Regions from separate parts of the Homo sapiens genome. Here regions 1 and 2 are each linked to region 3. Evidence: chromatin loops called from intact Hi-C (ENCODE). Cell type or tissue: PC-3. All regions are shown on one strand.

Region 1 (8,000 bases), 290 kb before region 3:
TCTATATATTAGGGTACAGATAAAGGTTTATTGAATAAAATAGATTATGAGAGTAGTTTTGTTATCTTTTCTGAGAAGAAAATGGATATCTCTATCTCTATATCTGTACTTTACCTTTACCTGTATCTATATCTAATCTATATCTATCTGTATGTCTATGTATTTACATGGATATAAATATGGATATAGATATCAATATAGATACAATTCTGCATCTGGGTTACTTTTTAGTATACAACTGTTGCATTTTTATGGGTACACCATATTTATATATATGGCCAATCTTATTAATTCATACCAACAAATAATTTTTAAATGTTTTCCATTTCTAATATTCTTCATAATGCACTTAATGGTTTACCAATTACTTATAAGTACACAGATTGTAGGCAATGAAGCCAGTCCTCTGAATTCAAGAGCTCTTACTGCCTGTGTTCAATCTTTCAAAAAGTAACTTTCCACCAAATGAGAAACTGTGTAAGAATCACACCTACTCACATTTTTTTTCCCAAAATTTTGCACTTGAGGAGCAGAAAGATGAGGTTGTAATAATATCCACATTTTTTCCTACCAGCTCACCTGGCAATCTGTTTTAATCTTGGCATCCTCAATCCCGGAAGTTCACCCAGAGTTATACAGCAATTAGAGGGAAAATAAATTAGTATTTAAATATAATGTGTAGTTTTCTTCAGAGATACCTTAACATTTAATATGTTTTCTAAAAACATAACCAGACTCTCTCTATATATAGAGTTCAAATTATATATAAAAATAAATATATAATTATATATATGAAGGACAAATTTGGGTGACAAAAAGGAAACTGAATCGTAAGTCAGTTGATCCATATTAAAATTGCAGTACTATCATTTATAGGTTTTCTTTGGGTGAATGTTTTCATATTTTAACTCAGTTACCTTGTCTGTATAATGAAGATGATACTTCCTACCACATGGTTTTAGTCTTCCTTGCACAAAACATTTTGAGAAGATGATACGTGTGCAGTGAAAAAAAAGGAAGAGTTTTAATTAAATTTAGAAAAATTAGGCTAGACTTAATTTAAAATGTTTCCTATATAATGTTTTCCGCAGAGTAATTTACTAATGTGAATTATAAACACTAATGGGATAGATACTCTGTGTAGCATTTCATATGTATGTATGTGTATACACCCACCCCCACACACACACAGACTTTTTTTTAATCTCAAAATATTTTTTGTCTTTGGGCTGGGAAAATATGCACTACAGTTTATTGTCTGTCTGTAATTGATACACTTTGTAAAAGGACCATTACACATGTAGTAAGATTTATAGATATTTTAAAAACATTTCAGCAAATTGTTGATTACCTACAGGGTGTAGTTATAAAAATATCACTGCTGCTGGGTCTCTTTCTTCATACTTTCCCTGTGCTTTGCTGTGTCTCAGGGGAAGAAAAGCATGTTTAGGTAATTGTGCTTAGTTTTTATTATTAAGCATATTTTCTGGATGGTGCTTTTTGAAGGAACAACAAAGGTGACAATTATAACATGGAAAATAAAAAGAAAATAATTTCAAGAGGAGACAAACACCCTTTAAGTGATAAAATTAAAAATATTCTTCCATATAACTCATGCACAGATTAAATGTCAGCAATTAAAATGACCTTCACATTTATTTTTAAGTTGGGGTTAATTATAGCATTAATCAAATACCTTATAAACTGGGTATGCAAATAAAATCTCCTGGCATGTTATAGTAACAGAAATATTCACTTCAGGATTTATACATTAGAACCTATCCCACCTCATTGTCACTATGTTTAATTTATAACATCATTCTAATTGGAAAAAAATAAGGTAAGGGTGAACTCCATCAGTGCATATTACTGATTTTACCATACATTCACTTGTCATTCCTAAAATGTGCTAAATCTCGAGTGAAGATATTTATCTCAACAAACTAATGTAGAACTATATCAGTCCATCATTTTAGCTTTAGGAATGATTAAGTTCCTTAAAATTTTCACCAGAATGATTGTGATGTTGTATACAATTTGTATTACAAAATTGTCCTGATATCTTACTTTATATTGACAACAATTCATCACAACTACTGTGTCTCACAATCTGCTGAATTTATAGTCATGGGTCTATTATTCATAAAGAATTATAAAATCAACCTTTCACTCTTAAGTTAAATTACGGGGAAAAACTTCCATTTTCTAAAGGTCAAGATCTTTTTTATAAAGAAAATGACAGTTTATACCAATCCCATTATATATAGATATAAATAGTCATCATCATTTTAAAAGTATACTTTCTTTAGTGTACGAGTTTGAGTTAGTGCTATCAGAAACTGGTCGTACTGAGTACATTTTGTTGGGGGTGGAAATAAAAGATGCTTTAATAAAATCAATCTTTGGAGACACAAATTCACTTTTACTGAGAAGGTATACTTTATCCTAACTGTTGGACAATGATTTTTTTCTTCACATTGTCTCACATAACTTTAGTAAATTACTGACTTTGAAAAAAAGGTGCCGTTTTCAATCTTACTGTGATAAAGATAGAATGAAGGTGTAGTGAGACAAATATTGAAAAATAGGACATATGGAGGAAGAAGAGGAAAAGTCAGTGAAAGATCTGAGACTATTTATTCTGAGGGAATAACAGAGGAAATGATAAAAGCTTATCCTCATCATGGAGTTATCAAAATTGTCTGACAAATAGTTGCTGAAATCCATGTAGGCCAACTGAGAGCTTATTTGCACTAAAGGAAGAAAAATCTCAGGAATCACAGAGGTATTAGAATTAAGAGAGAAAGTATGGTTGGTTTAGGGACCAACCATGCTCTTTTTTGTGAAATGTAGAAGAAATAAACCATACTTTCTTTGTGAAATGTAGATGCAAGAATAAAATCAATGATCCTTCTTTAACAAAATCTGAATGAATGCATGGTGTCTACTTTCAAAAACCCCAATGCATACATTTTTAATCCTTATGTTACTTTATATAATACATTCAAACATAGAAGCTAAACTGCAATAATCTACTTTACATCTATATGTTTGATACAATTGTATTTTGTGACATACAGCCACCAGGCCTGGTATTCTGTCTTATTGAACAAATCAGGGAAGTCATAGCCCAGGAAGAAAGCTAATGAGAGACAGTGACAATTCTGAAGTTTAAGAAGTTATTACTCCTCAAACCCCAAACTTAATCTCGTTTTGGGATTAAGACTGTAGTATTCATTCTAAACTCAGCTGGTTGGAGACTAAGACTGTTGCAGACAAAATGAGCCCCCAAATTGGGAATTAGCCCCAGAAATTTTTTGGCTTTGTTCAGGAGAGAATTCAGGTAGGAGTCAGTAATAGAAGAAAACAGCTTTATCAAAGCGGCCGTATTACAGATCTGTGACTGCTCCTGCAAAGCAGAGCCACTCCATAGGCAGTGAAGAGGAGCAGCTCAGAAGCAGGTCTGTAGTCATATTTATACCCACTTGAATTACATGCAAATTGAGGGGTGGCTTATGCAGAAATTTCTAGAAAAAGGGTAGTAAATTTTGGGTCATTGGGTCATTGCCATTGAAAGGGGTGGTAACTTCCAGGTGTTGCTATGGCAATGGTAAACTGACATGACACTGGTGGGTGTGTCTAACAGAGGTGCTTTCACTTCTTCCCTGTTTCAGCTAGTCTTCAATCTGGTCCAGAGTTCAAGTCCTGCCTCCTACCTCAAGACTGCTAATATATGTATTGCCTGCTTAATCAGAATGGGTTCAGCAGTTTGGAGAGAACTGAGTTTTAGGCTAAGAATAGTAACTGATGTCTGTGGAAAAGCAGGGAAAATTGATATTGGCAAAAATAAATGTTAAAGGCAAATTATATGTTGCACTGGTAATGTACTGACCTTTTGAAAAGGTGGGGTATACTCCAGTCTAACAGTGGAAAAATGAACTAAAGGATTCCCAGAGATCTTGTCAAAAATTAAATGGGCAATAAAAATAATAGCTCCTTTATTTGAGTACTACATATGTGCAGTTACATATGCTGAGTTATTATATGAATTATCCCATTAAGTCTTCACAACACCTATACAAAATACATACCAGTGATAATCCATTTTAACAGTGTAGAATCTAAGACTTAGATTAAATGGGCTCAGAGGTTCAATTAGAGTCTGTGTTATTAGTTACATATTGCTCCGTAACAAACTATCTTAAAGTTTTAGTAGCTGAAAACACAAATGTTTATCACTATACTTTCAATGCATCATTATCCAGGAGTGGAATAGCTCGGTGTTTCTGCGTTAGGGTCTCAAGATCCTGCAATAAGGGTGCCATCTAGGATTGCAGTGATCTCAGGGCTTTACCGTTGAAAGAGTTGTTTTTTTTTTTTTTTTTGAGACAGAGTCTCCCTCTGTGGCCAGGCTGGAGTGCAGTGGCACGATCTCGGCTCACTGCAACCTCTGCCTCCCAGGTTCAAGCGATTCTCCTGCCTCACCTCCTGAGTAGCTGGGACTACAGGTGTGTACCACCAAGCCCAGCTAATTTTTTTTTTTTTTTGTATTTTTAGTAGAGACGGGGTTTCACCATGTTGGCCAGGATGGTCTCGATCTCTTGACCTCGTGATCCACCTGCCTCGGCCTCCCAACTCTTACAAGATCACACATGTGGCTTCTGATAGGGCTCAGAAGATATGCTTCCAAGCTCACTAAATGGAACTCTCCCCAAAGCTGCCTCAAAACATGACAACTGGCTCCACTCTGAGTGAACAATCCAAGAGTGAGTGCACCAAAAACAGAAGCCAGAGATATTTATAACCTAATCATGGTAGCAACATCCTATCACTTCTGCCACACTCTTGTTTAGAAGAAAGCCGATCAGTCCAACCCACACTCAAAGATGAGATTTCACAAGAGCCTGAATACCAAGAGGTAAAGATTATTGGGGGCCGTTCTAGAGCATGCCTGCCGTGCTATATTCTATATACTTCAGAAACTATACTTCCGACAACAGCACTTTAGCACTTTCCTCTTAATTTTTAAACTCTAAGTTACAATGCTTGGATTTTTCTAGCTACGTGGTCATAGATTTATAATATCATAAGCCAAGCAGAATAACTATTTCCTCCTTTTTTGCTTAGTTGATAACTGTCCTTTAGAAAAAGATGAACAGCCGTGAGAAAGGTAGCAAGTTCAATCTTCCCAAAGCATATATTTTTTACTGTGTAGCAGCTCCCTGCTATTAAGATAAGAAATAAAATGAAACTGAATTTTCAACCCTGCCTGTGAGGCATACTTTTTTCCCCCCTCTGATACTTTCTTTGTCAAATGTAGATGCAGAATAAAATCAATGATTCTTCTGTAAGAAAATCTGAATGAATGCATGATGTCTACTTTCAAAAACCCCAATGCATACATTTTTAATCTTTGTTTTACTTCATATAATAAATTCAAACATAGGAAGCTAAACTGCAATATTCTATGTGTTTGATACAATTGTATTTTGTAAGCAATTAGTTTTTTATATATTCTGATTTGTTAATATAAAACTATTTTTTCTGTTGAGTACAGAAAGAGAAAAATCAATTCTACAAAGGTTGTAAAATTTTAATATCTTTTTTGAAAACAGTAAAAAAAATCCCTTAATTTTATAAATATTTAAGTCTTATGTTCCTTTAAAATATTATTAGCTCCAGGCAATGACATTCAAACAGTCTGCTCCATTTCAATTACCATTTGGTTTACAAGAATTTAGGTATTCTTCAGATAAATAATTAATTTAATTTAATCTTTTTATCATCTTGAAAGCATAATCCTACTAGTATTACATACACAAAATGTGAGTCAATTTTAGTGGTTATCTAGAAAAGGCAGGGTATTAGAAAGTTGATAAGGACCCATTTTATGAAAGTGTGTCAGAATTGACTCCATTTTTCAGTTAAATTTTAATGAAAAAAATGTATAAATATGTTTCTAAAAGGCAAATAGTAGTTAAAAGTGTGTAACAAAATGCACTATTTTCTATCCTTCTCTTCCCAACCCATTAATCTTATTCCCCAGAACCAACCTTATTACACCTTTAGCTGTTTCCCTATTTAGCATGCTTGTACTGCTATTTCTTCAACTTACAATTTTAGACAGTTATTTAATTTTCAAGAGTAATTTGAAAGAGGATTTACCTGGCTTACAAAACACCCACACAGGGCAGACAGATACATAAGCACAAGGCTCACAAATACACAACCTATAACTTGTAATGTCATTACATCATAATAGTTAACTAAATTGATGTACAGTGCTCAAATTGTTCTGACTGGGTAATTATTCAATGAAACGAAGTATTGTACCATGATTACAATTCTCTCCTGAAGATAATAATTGCCTATTACTTTTCATTTCTTATCCCATAAATTTAAATGCATTTACGAATTGCTGCTAGCCGTATTGAACTACCATAAATGTTTATTGTACACATACGTTGACACATGCAAGATTATTTCTAAGATTTTACCACTTGAGACTGGTTTCCTCAGGTTGTTTCACCACGGATTGTTTTACTTAGGGGCAGATTTCATCTGGAACTTCCAAAATTAGTCAAGACACGATGCTAAGATACAATCCACACAACTTTACACTCAGATCTACTATGTGGCACTGCTACAATTGTATGCCCTAAAAAAACAGGAATTCAGTAAAAATCTATTTTTGGCACAATTTCCATCAAGAAGAAACATGAAGTGTATTTATAGTCATGCAGCCTGTATTATCCAGTATATTCCTCGCTGGAGAGAATGTCTATTTTTTTCTAGGATTTGATGAGAACAAAATGTTCTGCTTACCATTTATACACATGATGGCTGTTTAATTTTTTCACCAACTATTTTGGCCCCTGTAAATTTTACATCTTTTATCTCTTTTCCTACCCATGTCCTCTGGTGTTAGCTGTGGAAGGATACAGTCTTAGTGTGATAAATCCCTGACTGAACTTTGATGCCACCAATCCAGATAAATTGGCATAATGGTCGGGGGGAGATTATCAGACGCCATTCTTACACTGAGACAGCTGATAAAGATGTAATTACACACGGGAATGATGTGAGCTTTGTAAATATGTCCTACTAAACACCAAATAGTGTATTTATAATAATCTTCTTCTTAGCTGGACTTCAAAAACAGCTGCAGCCAGCTCCTCCAGGACACCTGTATGAGGAACTATAACAGGCTTTGCAGGAGGACAGGTCCGCAGCTGATGTTGGCTGACCGAGTTCTTATTACCCTTGCCTGCAGTTTTCCGAATAATTGTAGAATATGCCCAGAATGCGATATCCTGTGATAATGAGGATATTTTCAGATCTTTTCAGGCTCTGTTCTCATCCATCCTAGAGCAGGACATCCGGCAATGCTTGTGCCCAGTGATCCAAGTTGCCCCTGGGGTGTAAAACCCAGAGTTGAGTGCCTTGAGAGTCTCTCAGCTGTGGTGCAAGGTGGGAAATGCACAGGAAAGACTGTATCCTATGTATCCTACCTGGGAGGCTTTCTGAGCTTGGGAGATTGGCTTGCCATGGATTCTAGGCTTCTGTTGATTCTTGCTGCCTGTGAGTAACGAAGTTGCTTTACCTGACCTGTGTGAGCATTCTGTCTCACCAGACTAGATCTAAAAATGAAAGTGGTAGAGGTGTGACTGCTGTAGCAGTTGTATCTGTTTTAAGCTCCTGCCAGAGACCAGAACACTTGCAGAACTCTGGCAGCTGGGTTAGTCCAAAACCTTCTTTCAGACTTAGAAAACTGAAGTCCTGATCTTAGCCAAGATGGTAGGAAGCAGTAGCTTCTTAATCAATAGTGGCTAAATAATATTTCTTCTAAATGTTCACCAAATCATTTGATCATGTTAACACATTGCTAGGGTCACTTCCATCCATTGAAAGGTGCTTGTGCAAATGAGGGACTCTTAAGCCAAAGCTTCATTAACTTCATAGTAAATCCACCTTTGTTCCTTTATTAAGTATATGCAGCA
Region 2 (8,000 bases), 200 kb before region 3:
TTCGCAGTCCTTAGACTCAAGTAAAATGACATTGAGCTAAGGCTAAATAAGGATTACATAACCAGGATAATATTATCAATTTTTTTCCCTAAGAAGATAAATATACTGCCCCAAATACCAAAAGGCAAGCAGCATTTTAGTGCCCTGAATCTTCTGGCTACCTGGACTCCCTTGTATAGCCAGTTGGTTGTAGAACATGTGTAATCATATGCCCCTTGTTCATCTTTCATTTCTATTTCTTTCCATTTGAAGAAAAACATGGTACATTTTTTCCTTTTGCATACTTTTCCTCTTTTAGCAGTTTTAAACCACTGAAGTCTTGATACAAGCAGTGGAAGCTTCACAAACTGAATTTAATTAATCCTTTTTTGTTGAAACAGAGTAGTGTTTAAACTTTGTTCATACCTTTTCAATTGGTCTTATCAAACCTATGGGGTTTTAAAAGCCTTGGGTAGCTGATAGCTTAATAGAAAAGAAAAAATAAAAGCTACCAACCACATCTTTAGGAAATATAACCTCAATGTAACCCCTTCCAGAATCACTTGTCACCATTTAATAAGTGAAGTCTATTTTCGCCAAAGAATGCAAGGCACCATTTGTTAATTAATATCTATAATTTTTCTTCAGTGAAATATGTATGCAATATCTGAACAACTTGTGTTTAGAAAATATTTTTTCTGCTCCTATTTTTAGAAATCTTCCAGCTACTGGTTAAAGAAAAAAGTCTGGCATGAATCCATAATAATCAGTTCTGGCTAGATTAGAATTTATATATTCATAGGGCCTCATCAAATTTTGGCTCTAAAAATGGTTGTGGTACAATTGCAAGCAGCAAGTAAAATGTCTAGTAATCATTCCCTTCCAAATAGCTGAGGCCAGCATGTTTAACTACCAGTGATTTGTAAACCTGTCACCCATTTTCTTCTTTATAATCAATAAGTACGTATCTACTCAAGAGTTTGCTTTGGATTTATCTGAATTGACCAAACACTCATCTTGTTAGTGAACAGGTGTTGAGAAGAATTTTGAGCATATTTATGATCTTCAGACTAGCACATAAACTCTGATATAGGGAATTTTAACCACATCCTTATAGCTTTTACTTTTACCAATAAATATCCACATGCATGCAATAAAGTTACAATAAGTAGCTAAAGAATTAGAAATCTAATACATTAATGTAAGTGATGTGAAATGAAATACCCCTAAGCTAATTGATCTAAAATAATATTGAAAAATGTTTTTACTCATCAATACCCGATGCAGAGAGAGACCAAAACACTCAGACCTAGAAATTATTAGAAAAAGAATAAATTCAAGATGTGGTTAAAGTTTTTAAATTTTAGCTAATATTAACAATGAGAATCAATAATCTGAGGAGCTATGTAATAACTATCACTGTTACTTTTTTTGATTTTTACTTGAAATGCTTACCCAACGAATAATGTTTTCAGTCTCCAAACAATATATGACAACGTGAATACCATTGAATTTAGCCCCTTTCTATGATAGAACAGTTATGGAAGATCTGGCTATCCATTTCTGATCAACCTCAGAAGTACCATGTATTCTAAGCAGCGGTATTCAGAAATGGCTACTTCAGAATTATCAGAATTGCCTGTGAATGCCCAGATATGCCTATATGTATACACACACACACACACACACACACACACACACACACACGCATTCCAGAAGGCCATTCTCAGTGATTCTGATCAGTACAGGTAGGGTGATGGAAAACTAAATATTTTTATAAGGTCTCCAGATATGTTAGATATATATCCAAATCTGGAAATCACTAATCTGGAGCACATCGCATTTCTCAGACAATTTTGTATCTTTTTATATTATGTTATTCAGTGTAGAATTTACAATTTCAGTTCCAAAAGTAAGAAACAGAAGACATGGTATTTAGATATGTAATCACAGATGTTAGAATTAAAGTCTAGATGTATTATGTTCAGATTAGTCTCATGTAATTAATTACCATTGATTAAGCACTTTTCATGTAGACTCCTATGTATTACTTAAATCAGTTATTCACAAAGAGAAGAAATAGGCTCCATTTACCTTAATTTCATACAGACACAGAAGAAGATGATGCTACAGAATGATATACCACTTGGTGCTGGATCTACATATAACAACCAGGATACATTCCGAAATAAATAGATATTTAAAAACAGAAAGAGAATGGGATTTACAGGATAAAGCCATTTATACTCATATTAAATAGAAACATGGAACAGCAATATATATTTTCAGTTCTGTAGTTAAATGTATATATATGTGATAGATATTCACTAAATCCATAAGGGTAGAAAAGGCATGAACATAGGGATAGGAAACAAAGTAAACTAATAATTAAAAAAAGGATGTAAAAACTATACTTATACAAATCAATATAATAGCATTTCATGAAATAGAGTAGAATAATTTAATTCTGTGAATCTGAGTTTAAAATGTTAAAAAACAGTACCCATGACATGAAAATTTGAAGGCTTTATTTCTCGTACTGTAAGACTTGTAGATACTGAGTCTACTGGTTTTATTGCTTTAGTGCAATAAGTACCATAGCATACACTGTGTGAATTTAAAAAAGAATGGAATGTAATTTTTAAGCCGTCCTCAAGAGTTCCAGTCAGAGTAGGAACCATCTTTATTTAGAAAATATCTTGATAGGCCACTTTAAGTGAGAACTGTGTATCTCAACAACCTGACATGGAAACAGGCAGTGAATCTAAAGACAGCTTATTGACTCTACCTAACAGAAGAAATGTATATTGCTCCTAAAAGAATAAGAACAAAGGTTGGAGGTCTGAGATAGGAGCAGACAAGTGAGGGAGGGAGAGAGGAACATGGCCAGATACAGGAATCTGCAGGGCTCCGGTGGTAAATGTGGTCAGGGAGAAATTGCCAGTGGTGGGGTACCCAATAGATAATAAGGAAGTTTAATATTCAATTTTAAGTTTGAGATTCTTCAATATAAACTCTACCTCAGGAAAATTCTGTCGCAAATGCAACCTAATGGTGGTATTCATAAAATAAAGAAATTGGGCTGACTTTTAGCACAGGGCAAAAAAGTTCCACAAATAGAACTAATTCCAAAAGAGAAGGGCTAGGAAAAAAGGTAGTTAGGAGAAATATTAGTGTGTTCCCTGTCCTTCACTTCCTCACACATCCCTAATCCCCCACCTCCAATAATCCCTGGAGAGATTCCAGGACTGTTTACGTGAAAATTACAGGATGAGACAGAACTTTCTAAATCCATAATAATGTAAAATTTGTACAACTTTTAAATGTATATCATCACATATGATCCTTATGCAAACAGTTACAGATTGAAATATTAAAATTCAGATGGGATAAATGGCCGTGCAATTTATGGCATAACTAGGAAGGTAGAAGTGACATCTAAACTGTGTAACTAACACAAGTTTTCTAGCTTTCAGACCAGTGTACTTTTAGCTAATTTTCTCCAAATATTATTGGTGAAGAAATATATACCAACTTCAAAATAAAAGTTGAGCATCCCATTTTAAATGCAAGCATGCAAACTAGCTCTTTAAAATATTATTTTGGAAACAAGCTAGAATTTTTTCTCCAGTTTGTGAACATGTTTTAGGTGTTTTTTGTTCCTTCTTATTTCAGTAATAATATTCTTAAGTAGAGTCCAAAATAGCCCTGCTTGTAAAATAGGCTCTGCTAAAGTCACAGCACAGAACAGACCCAATAAGGATTGACTTTCTATGACACTAATACAAAAATACTCCTAAGAAGCTAAGTTGAATAAATACATGGAACAACAAGGACTATATCTGTATTTTAAATCTATATTCAGTGGCAAAATTAGTCAACAAGCCTGCCAAGTATTTGTCAAAGCCATAAAACAGACTTATCAAATTAATTAAATCTAAGTTTGGCTAAATCACAGGTCAGTTTGATCAAAATAGTTGTTTAGTTCTCTAATAGATACAATCTTAGTGGTAGGTAGTTCTATCAAATCCTAATGTACCTAATATACCTCAATACCTTATTACCTATGTCCATCAAGAGTCTGGAATTTAAATTCTGAAAGACATCATATTCTTTAACAAAATATACTTTTTGTTAGGAGGCAGCATAAGAACTGGATGACATCTAGTGGCAGTTTTTGCAACAACAGTTGTGAGTTCCAATGATTCAATTATTGCCTTGTTTTAAATGCAATTCTCTATAGGTGGCTTTAGGCTGCTTATTTACAACTCCTTCTTTTTTAAAAAAATAGCTATTACTTCAATTATAGATTTATGATATATGAGAGTCAAATTCTGTTTTTCTACAGCTTTGGGCATATGGAAGGTCAGTCCCATATCTCAAAACGTATAGTTTGTTGTTTTCACAAACACTGTCCTTTTGATCATTGTCTTCAAATACATTCCTTCTATATACACAGCACAGAAAAATCATATTTCTTATCTAGTAAAATCAGTTTTTTTCACATTCAAATGTGTTGAAAATTATTTTAAAGTTACCATATTAAAACTGAAATCTTTTGTTTCATTTTAGTACAAGCCATTCTATTTAAACAAAAAAGAATCACACCTTTATTATTTTAGCTCTCATTAAGTCACCCAACACATTTGTGAACAAAGTCAGATGCATGAAGAAAGACTTATTAAGTGATAAACATAAAAAATAAGAAATATAAACAACAGCTGATGTTTATTGTGGTCATGTCATTTACCAGGCAAGTGTGCTAGGTGATTTACCTATATCATTTAATTTAATCCTCACAGAATCTTTTTTTTTTTTTTTTTTTTTTTGAGACGGAGTCTCGCTCAGTCACCCAGGCTGGGGTGCAACGGCGCGATCTCGACTCACTGCAAGCTCCGCCTCCCAGGTTCACACCATTGTCCTGCCTCAGCCTCCCAAGTAGCTGGGACTACAGGCGCCCGCCACCACTCCCGGCTAATTTTTTTTGTATTTTTAGGGGAGACGGGGTTTCACCGTGTTAGCCAGGATGGTCTTGATCTCCTGACCTCGTGATCCGCCCATCTGGGCCTCCCAAAGTGCTGGAATTACAGGCATGAGCCACTGCACCCGGCCAACCCTCACAGAATCTCTTTACTGTCCATATCTGCATCTCCCGATGAGAAGACTGAGGCTTAGAAAGTTAGGCAACTTGTCTAGGGTCAGACAGCTCAGAAAAGGTAAAGAATTGTCTGACTCTAAAGCCTAATTTGTGACTACTATGTTACAGTGAACATGTAGTTTCAAATCCAATTTAACTCACTGAGTATTTCCTTAATGTAGTCAACAACATTTATCAAATGCTTAGTATGTGACAATAACCCTTCTATATGCACAGATATCCTTTCTTATGCTTATGTGATTTAAGTACCTTACGACCAGTGACAAAATGACATATATTTTTTCAGAGTGACCTTGGCACTATTTATTAGAAATCCTAATAAGTATTCCAAAAGTACTCCTACAATTCTAAAAATACTCCCTTTCACTTATCTGGTTCTTCTATGCAATATGTTCACAAGAGTCCATCATGCATTTGGTGTTTTGGCACTGCATATTTTTTTTCCATGGAGTTCTGTTCAAAGTAAATTTTCTACAAGGAAAAGTGGTAATGATAATTCAAGTCAATGCATATGTATGTCTTTGAGCTGATGAAGATAAAAAGACAATCAGCAATCATAGAAGACAGATCTTTTAAACAAACTGATGACATCTTTATCATTCTTTGACAGTATATCTCATTACTTATTAGAAAAGGGGGTTTACAAGATTAATACATGAAAGAAAAAGACATATTGAAACTACTTTTTATGGACACTTATTTCAACAACTAATTAGATCTTGGATGAAAGTTATTTCTTTCAACTTGCTAAATATGTTTCCCTACTGGGGTTAAGAATTCCAGTTAACAACTCTATTTATAGCTGATAGAAAGTGTTCAAGGGGCTGTATCAGCTTGCCCCACAGTCTGTGTGATTCTGTGGGATAAATCACCATGAGTAAAGTCGTGCAATCTTAAAATGATCTATCACAACTGAAAATCAATATATCAAGCACATAAAATAGTCTAGGATAATTCACTTGCCAAGTAATAAATTACACATGCATATCAATGCCACATGTAATGCAATGCCTCATAAAAAATAAGCTTAAAATTCTTAAACTGTATGATTAATGAAACTAGCACAGTCTGAAAAATATATATTATACTGCTTACACTAACCAATATATTATACTCAGAGTTTTATGCTTCTGAGAAATGGCATTTACATACACAGTATCAACAGTGAAGATAAATCAGGATTTCTTGCACTGAAGTCCAATTATTTGGGTGGTGATTCATGTTTCACTTTTTTAAATGGTGATTTATACTAATGTATTTCTCATAAAATATTTAATACTGCCTACAATTGTTGCCAAAACTATGTTCTAACCACTTCTATCAGGATACCCACAGTAATGCTTCCCAAAGCAATAGTAAATTTGTGAACGTGCATATTTTACAATAAGGTGACAAAATTTCAAATATAGAAAATATTTGTGCTACAAACATTAACTTCCTCCTCAGCCTACCCATCTGCTGCAGATATCCACAATTCATTATGTATGGGGTGCAGAAATTTCACTGGTTTAATGTGATCTGAGCTATGTTCCACTTGACAGTCTGCACTGACCATTGTATTCATGAATGTAACCAAAAACATCTTTTGGAAGAATTCTTTTCATTAGAGAGTACAGACAACATTGACCTTCACATGAGGCCCAATCCTCCTAGAAAACAGATACAGTTAATAAATCTCCCAACTTGTTTGTGTTCCAGAGATCAGTTTTCTGCAAAGAATCAACCTTCCCCAGATGAGTTAGATAAAACTCAAGCATGCCCCCTTGTTTACCTACACCAAGGCCAGATACAGACTCTCCAAGTTCTCATTATCTGTCTCATAAACAAACTGCTTGTCCCCACTGACCACTATGGACAAATGCTTGCTAATTTGAATTGACCAAACTTTAGTCAGGCTTCTCTGCTTCCCTGAAATCCCTAAAATTTGGCCTGTCCTTAGTTTAAGTAAGCACTGGAGTGCTGAACAACCCCCTTTTAATGGCCCCTTTGGGGAATTAGCTACTGCCAAAGAAGACATTTATTTCTTTTGCTCCACTGTCCTATCATGCCACTTACTCATCCTACTTCCAACACCTGGTTATTTCCAGCCTTGTTTATTCTTCCCTGTAAAAGAAGAGCCCTTTCTACCTGAACTTTGAAACACTTACAGATTTTTTGGATAGAAGTGTTCTCCTCATAGCAATAGTCTCTTCCTGCTATTGCAATAATCTTTTAGAAGAAAGTCTCTCCTTGCCTAAGTCTGGATTTTTTTTATTTGGTGCATCAAAAATATTGAGAATAAACTATTGCAAGTTAGTGATGAATATCTTTCTCTTTAAGCTCTGTTCCATGAGAACATTGCATTTTTAATAACAGTGCTATTGAGATATATTTCACATACTATGAAGTTCACCCTTTTAAAGTATACAATTCAAAGGTTTTTAGTATGTTCAGAGCTTTATGCAACTATCACCACTAGGATATTGCATTTTCAACAATGAACCAGTACGGTAGTAAGTTAGTATTCTATTTGTCCTTTAAAATATTGCATGAAAAAATGTGTGTAAATACAATCTCTACATTTATTTTCACTTTTCTTGAGATTGAAATACATACCACAAACATATTTATGAATATATCAATGCCTCCTTTTTTATTATTTTCAAACTTGCATTTAAAAATAGTTTAATTTTATTAATTCACTGATATGGTTTGGCTGTGTCCCCACCCAAATCTCATCTTGAATTGTAGTTCCCATAATCCCCATATGTCACAGGAGGGACCAGGTGGGAGGTAATTGAATCATGGAGGAAATTACCCCCATGCTGCTGTTCTCATGATAGTGAGTTCTCACAAGATCTGATTATTTTATAAGGTGTTTTGC
Region 3 (8,000 bases):
AACATGGGAAAAAATGAAAATATGACAATAATCAAGGAAAAAGACAACTCAGTAAAAACCAACTCTGAGAGTACTCGGATGATGTAGTTATAATATGTTCAAATATTTGAGGAAAAGTTTTAAGAAATAAACAGATTGGAAATGTAGTAAAAAGTAAAAAAAAAAATTTAAAGGAACCAAATACAAATTCTAGAAGTAAAAGTGCCATAAATAAAATGAAAATATCCGATGAATGAACTTAACAGCAAATTGAAATTGGTAGAAGAAAATATAAGTGCCTTAATGATTTACCAATAGGAATTTTACTATCTGATAAAAAGGGGGGAAAATGGAGAAAAATAAGCAGAGCCTCTGTGACTTACGGAACAATTTTAAGTAGTTTATTCCATATGTAATTAGATTCACAGCTGGAGTTTGGTAAAAAGAAAAAAAAATTGAAAAAATTTAATGTCTCCAAGTACCACTAATGTGCTGAAACATACAAATTACACACTCAAAAAGCTCTGCAGACACCAAGCAGCATATAGATACAAAGAGACCACATGCAGACACATACTAGACATACTGCTGAAATCCAGTGATAAAAAGAAAATCTTGAAAGAAACCAGAGGAGAAAAGATACTTTACATAGAGAGCAACAAAATATATAATGATACTTGACTTTTTATTAAAAAGAATGAAGGTCAGAAAGCAACAGAAAGCCACATTTTAGATGCAGGCATAAACAAAAAAAAAATCAAAAACATTGTATATGATAAACCTATCCTTCATAAATAAAGCCAAAAGCCTTAACAAAATTTTAGCTAAAGAGTCCACAAAATCATAATGCTGCATGACCATAGGGTTTATCCAAAGAATGCAAGGTAGTTAACATTAAAAAACAAATCCTTGTAATTCACGATATTAAAATATTAAAAAGAGCAAAATCATATAATTATCACAATAAGTACTTTAAAAGTATTTGAAGGAAACTTTCTTAACCTAATGAAGACACCTAGAAAAACACCAGTTAATATTACAAAGAATGGTTAAAGACAGAACGTTTTTAAAGAAATAAACAAATAATAAAATAAAAATTAGAAAGGAGAAAGTAAAGCAGTATTTGCAGACCACCTAATGGCTTAACTGGAGAATCCCAGTTAATCTACAAAATATCTACTAAAACCAGTAAATGAGTTTGATAAGCTCATCAGATACCAGGTGAATAAACGAAAAACAATTTTATTTCTACACATTAGTGACGCATAATTAGAATTTTAAAGATATATTCTTGCCTTTTACCCAAGTATCAAAAAGCATTAAATACTAAAGAACATATTTTAAAAATATACAGGCGATCTATTTCAATAGAAAGTATGACACATTTCTTTAAAAATTATTAGAAATTGTAAAAATAAATATGTTTAAAATAAGCAACAATATTGATAAAAATTAACTATTTCTAAATTTGTTTGCAAATACAACTCAAATCAAAACCTGGGCAGATTTACTTCAGAAATTAAAACATTGATTCTAAACTTTATAGGAAACACAAAAGATCTTGAATAGCCAAAACACTTTTGAAAAGTGGACCAGTTGGAGGTCTGACATACATCATTTCAAGATTTACAATATAGCCATAGCATTCAAGACAGTGATGCATTAACATGAAGATGGACATAGAAATCAATGGATAGAACAGAATTCAGAAATACAGAATTCAATGAGCAAGGTAATGATAGTCTTTTAAACAAGTAGTACTGAAACAAATGAAAATTGATTTCTTAAAAAAGAACCTCAACCTTTATACCATATACAAAAGTTAACTCAAAATGTTGATGAATCCAAATGATAAATTATTTAGCTGTTAGGAGAAAATGAAGGAGAAATGTTTGTAACCTTGGGTTATACAAAGATTTCTTACATAAGAACCCAAAAGAACAAATTTAAAAATTGACAAATTGTACTTCACAAATATTGAAACTTTCTGCTCTTCAAAAGTTAGTATTAGGAAAATGAAAAGGCAAGTTACAGAATGGGAAAAAATATTTGTGATTTTTATATTTGATAAAAGACTTACATCTGGAATATAAAAAGCACTTTTAGAAGTCAATTTTAAGATGACAGTCAACAGTTTTAAATTGGTAAAGATAAAGATTTTGGATATAAATAAAGAAAGCCAATAGTACATAAAATACATGCATTAGCTATCAACGAAATATTTAAGATACCAATGCACACACATTAGAATGTCTAAATTTAAATAGACTGGCAATATAAAGCAATTTTTATGATATAAGGCAGTTGGAAATTATCCTCTTTTATAATGTAAAATGTTATAATTACTTTGAAAAAGTGTTTGGTATTTTTTAAGACAACTCAATTTACACTTATTATGTACCTCAGTGATTCTGCAAATGAAAGCACATGTACACAAGAAAACCTTTTACATAAATATGCATAGGAACTTATTTTTCATAGCTTAAAATTAGAAGCAGTGCAACATTTATTAGCAGGTAAATAGAAAAAAATTGTGGTAGAAGGGAGGGGGAAAAAGAAAATAGAATAGAACCCTCTAGCAATCATCTCTCCAGAGAAACATCAGTTTTTTAACAACTATCCATGCAAGAAAACACCTTTACAGGAGAAAACAACAGCAACAACAACAACACCAAAAAGAAACCAGTGATAGATCACAGTACCCGGTTTTAGCATAATAATTAGAAAAGATACATTTAAGAGGGTAGGAAAGACAATCTCACGTTGCCTACACCACTGCTCCCCCAACCCCAAGCAGTATAATGCAGAAAATCTGTCCACTTGAGAAAGTGAGAGGAAAGTGTACATAGATTTGGAATTGGAAACTAGTACCAGCCTTGTCAGAGTAAAACACAATACCAGAGAGAACCCAGCAGCTCCTGATTCCAGGACAATGCCCCCAGACAAAGCTCCTAGACCTACCATGGGTCAGATGGGAATCTGAGGCCCCAGTAAGATGAACCCAAATCCAAGCCCATTTCACCACCAAATGACTGAAGTGACTTGGACTCCAAATAAAAGTAAATTTATTTGTAATACATTTGTAATTAATTACTTTTATTTGGAGTTGAAGTCTACTCTAGTCATTTGGTGGCAAAGTGGGCTGTAACAACTATTTTCCATGGCTGAGCCTCAGTGCTGTGCTAGTCTGGGAGGCTGTGGGCTTCAGGTGTGACTCATCATGACATCAGCTGCAGTGGCCATAAAACTGCCTGTGTCACACCTCCCCCAACTTCAGATGGCACATTGTGGAAACCTACTCCTTCCATTTGGAGGAAGGAAAGAAAAGTGGGTAAGGAACTTTGCCTGGGGACACAGGGAACTGTCCCTGGTATTCCTCAAGTATAACAGGGCTGGGCACATTGGAGTTGGCCAGAGGTTCACAGCAAAGATGGGCTTCGTGCACCCTCTAGTGCTAAAATGGTTGAAGTGACCACGGGCTCTCAACATTCAGTCCCTCTTCGAATTCCTGGAAAGCTCTCTGAAGAAGGATGGGTAGAAACAAGGCCACACTATGAAGACTGAAATAAATCTTCAGAGCCAACATATTGACATATGTCCACAGTTATCAAGAACATTAAGAAAAATATAACCTCACCAAATAAACTAAAAAAGGTGTCAGTGACAGACCCTGGAGAGATGAAAATAGTGACCTCTCAGACAAGGAATTCAAAAGAACTGTTTTGAGGATGCTCACCAAATTTCAAGAAAACACAGAAGCAATTCAGAAGTTTATCAGAGAAATTTAACAAAGAGATTAAAATAGTGAAAATTGAACAATCCCAGAGCCGAAAATAACAATGGATGAAGTCAAAAACATATTAGAGAATTTCAGCAGAAAACCCTATCGAGAAGAAGAAAATGTTAGTGAGGTCAAAGACATGCTACATGAAAATACACAGTCAGAAGAGAAAAAAGAGAAGACTGAAAAGAAACAAAGGCACTTGTGAAATCCACGGATCAAAGAGGAAATAGAAGCATCATTGATCTTCAAGAGGGAGTAGAGTAAGGAAAAGGGGTAAAAAGCATACTTTAAAAAATAATAACAGGAAACTTTTTAAACCTAGAGAAAGATGTAAATGTCCAGTTACAGAAAGGACAAAGATCATGAAGAAGATTCAACCCAGGAAATGCAAATAAAAACCACAATGAGATACCATCTCATACCAGTCTGAATGGTTATTAGTAAAAAGCAAAAAAAAATAATAATAACAGATTTTAGTGAGGTTGTGGAGAAAAAGGAATGCTTATACACTGTTAGTGGGACTATAAATTAGTTCAACCATTGTGGAACATAGTGTGGCGATTCCTCAAAGGCCTAAAAACGGAACTACCATTTGACCCAGCAATTCCATTACTGGCTATATGCCCAAAGGAATGTAAATTGTTCTATTATAAAGACACAGGTACAGGGATGTTCACTGCAGCAATATTCACAATAGCAAAGACATGGAATCAACCTAAATGCCCATTAATGGCAGACTGGATAAAGAAAATGTGGTACATATACACCATGGACCACTATGCAGCCACAACAAAGAATGAAATTACGCCCTTCACAGAAACATGGATGGAGCTGGAGGCCATTATCCTTAGCAAACTAATACAAGAACAGAAAAACAAATACTGCATGCTCTCACTTATGAGTAGGAGCTAAATGATGAGAACATGTGGACACAAAGAAGTGAACAACAGACAAGGGGGCCTACTTGAGGGTGAAATGAAGAAGGAGGGAGAGGAGCAGAGACAACAACTAGTGAGTACTACATTTATTACCTGGGTGACAAAAAAAAATTATACAAAACCATGACACAAGTTTACCTATATAACAAACCTGCACATTTTTATTTATAAAATAAAAAATATTTTATTTACAAAATAATGTTTATTTTGTAAATAAAAATTAAATAATCACATTGAGACACCATGAAAAAAAAAAAACATTCAACCCAAATAAGACTATACAAAGGCATATAATAATCAAGCTCTCAAAGGTGAAAAACAGAAGATCCAAAAAGCAGAAAGAGTAAAGAAGAAAAGAACATATATAGCAACTCTGATACAACTGTTAGCTGACTGTGCTGTGGAAACCTTGCAGGTCAGGAGGAAGTGGGATGACATATTCAAAGTGCTAAAGAAAAAATCCTGTTTACCAAGGATATTTTACCTGAAAAAGCTATCCTTCAAACATAATGAAAAGAAAAAAGCTTTTCCAGATATAGAAAAGCTGTGGGAATTCATCATCACCAGTAATATCTTATAAGAAATGCTCAGATGGATTTTTCAATCTAAAATAAAAGGATTCTAATGTGCACTAAGAAAACATCTGAAGGTATGAAACTTGCTGGTAAAAGTGAGTATACAGACAAATTCACAATACTGTAAATTGTAATTGTGGTATGTAAACCACTTATATCTTAGTATGAAAACTAGAATGCAAAACTATTAAATTAATCATTAAATACTATTACATAAATAGTTTAATTATTGATAATTAATATTAAGTATTAAAAAGTTAATAGTTTAATACTATTAAAAATAATAATAGCTACTATAATTTGCTAAGAGATCATCCATATAAAAAGATATAAATTAAGATATCAAAAAGTCAAAACTGGAGGATTATTAAAGTATAAAGGCTTTTAGTTTGAATGTTTCTCTTTTTTTCTTTTTGCAACCAAATTTAAAGTGTCATCAGTTTAAAATAAATTGATATAACTATAAGATGTTCTTTGTAAGCCTCATTGTAACTACAAACCAAAAACCTATAATGGATACACTAAAAATAAGATAAAGAATGAAAACATACTACAAAAGAAAATCACTTAACATGAAGGAAGAAGGGAAGAGAGGAGTTATGAAACAACCAGAAAACAAGCAACAAAATGGCATAGTAAGTCCTTATATATTAATAGTAACAATGAATGTAAATGGATTCACTTCTCCAATTGAAAGACATAGACGGGCTTAATGGATAAACAAGAGAAAAAGACCAAACTATATGCTGCCTCTAAGAAACTCACTTCACCTATAAAGACATGCATACACTGAAAGTGAAGGGATGAAAAAAGATATTCCATGCAAATGGAAATCAAAAGGAAACAGGAATAGCTATACTTAGATAAAATAGACCTTTAGTCAAAAACACTAAAAAACACAAAAAGGCCATTATATAATAATGTAGGTGTCAGTACAGCAAGAGAATGTGACAACTGTAATTATGTATGCACCCAACAATGCAGCACCTAAATATATAAAGAAAACAGTAAAAGACATAAAAGGAGAGATCAACTGCAATCCAATAATAGCAGAGGACTTCAATACCTCATTCTCAGCAATGGACATATTATTCAGATATAAAATTAACACAGAAACATCAGAGTTGAACTCCCCTCTAGACCAAATGGACCTAATGGACATTTACAGAACCTTCTGACGAACAACTTCAGGATACACGTTCTTCTCAACAGTATGTGGAACATCATCCAGAATAGACTACATGTTAGGCCACAAAACAAGTCTTAACAAATTTTTGGAAATTGAAAATATATCAAGTATCTTTTCTGACAATAATAGAATAAAACTAGAAACCAATAACAGGAGGAACTTTGGAAAATGTACAAATACATAGAAATTAAACAACATGCTTAAGAAGAGCCAGTGGGTCAATTAACAAGCTAAAAAGAAAATTTAATGATTATTGAGCCAAATGAAAATTGAAACACAACATACCAAGACTGATGGAATATAGCAAAAGCAGCTCTAAGATAGAAATTTATCACAATAAATGCCTGCATCAAAAAAGTAGTAGATCTCAAATAGATGACCTAACGTGGCACCTCAAGGAACTAGAAAAACAAGAACAATCTAAACCAAAAATAATAAGAAAAGAAATAAAGACCAGAGCAGAAATAAACAAAACAGAAATTAAAGATAATACAGAAGATCAACAAAACCAAGAGTGGGTATCTTGAAATGATAAACAAAATTGGCAAACATTTAGCTAGACTAAGATAAAAAAAAAAGAAACCTCAAGGAAAAAAATGTAAAAGGAGACATTACAAATGATACCACAAAAATGCAAAAAAATTTGATACTACTATAAACAATTATACTCTAACAAATTGGAAAACCTAGAGGAAATAAAGTCCTGGACACGTATAGCTTGCTAAGATTGAATCTTAAGGCCATGGAAAACCTAAGCAGACCAATAATGAGTAACAAGACCAGAGCTGTAATAAAAAGTCTCCCATCAAAACTCAGGACCTGATGACTTCACTGCTGAATTCTATCAAACATTTAAAGAATTAATACCAATACTACTCAAAGTCTATTAAAAAATTGAAGAGGAGGGATTACTTCCAAACTCATTCTATACAGCAAGAATTACCCTGATACCAAAATCAGACAAGAACCCATTAAAGTAAAAAAAAAACCTATAAGCCAATATCCCTGATGAATTTCAATGCAAAAACCCCACACAAAATCCTACCACGCTTAATTCAACAACACATTAAATAGATCATTCATCATGACCAAGTGGAATTTATCTCAGGGATACAAGGATGGTCAATATATGTAAATCAATAAATGTAATACATTACATTAGCAGAATCAATGATCAATGACAAAATCTACATGATCATTTCAATAGATGCATAAAAAGCATTCAATAAGATTCAATATCCCTTTATAATAAAAAAACTCAATAAATTGGGTATACAAGGAACATACCAACACAATAAAGGCCATACATGACAAACCTTCTGCTAACATGATACTGAACAGGGAAAAGTTGAACAATTTTTTTTAAGATCTGGGACAACATCAGGATGCCCACTTTCATCACTTTTTTTTTAACATAGTACTAGAAGTTCTATCCAAATAAGTTAGGCAAGAGAAAGAAATAAAGAGCAACCAAACTGGAAAGGAGGAAGTCAAATTGTCCCTATTTGCAGATGACATTATTATATATATAGAAA

What was found. Hi-C counts contacts between places; a loop is a spot of excess contacts. Peaks named below come from ENCODE experiments on the same cell type or tissue, not always from the same donor. Only the 100,000 strongest peaks of a DNase experiment are listed, where the experiment ranks them.
Region 1: a loop joins it to region 3, with 6 times the contacts of the local background. A loop is called at or near these places in 9 of 110 quality-filtered maps.
Region 2: a loop joins it to region 3, with 2.8 times the contacts of the local background. A loop is called at or near these places in 2 of 110 quality-filtered maps.

The regions. Positions count from the first base shown.
Region 1 is chr14:46,333,701-46,341,700 of GRCh38, reverse strand. All of the region lies in intron 3 of LINC00871 (long intergenic non-protein coding RNA 871), which reads right to left. Among named protein-coding and RNA genes, the nearest start is that of LINC00871, 270 kb to the right of the region's middle. In PC-3, no CTCF peak of the experiment used is centred here; no DNase peak of the experiment used is centred here; H3K27me3 peaks cover 4,127 bases.
Region 2 is chr14:46,246,424-46,254,423 of GRCh38, reverse strand. The region is part of intron 3 of LINC00871 (long intergenic non-protein coding RNA 871); the gene reads right to left. Among named protein-coding and RNA genes, the nearest start is that of LINC00871, 190 kb to the right of the region's middle. In PC-3, CTCF peaks have their summits at 3,939 and 4,146 (motif pointing left); no DNase peak of the experiment used is centred here.
Region 3 is chr14:46,043,726-46,051,725 of GRCh38, reverse strand. No RefSeq gene overlaps it. Among named protein-coding and RNA genes, the nearest start is that of LINC00871, 16 kb to the left of the region's middle. In PC-3, no CTCF peak of the experiment used is centred here; a DNase peak (open chromatin) is centred at 3,357.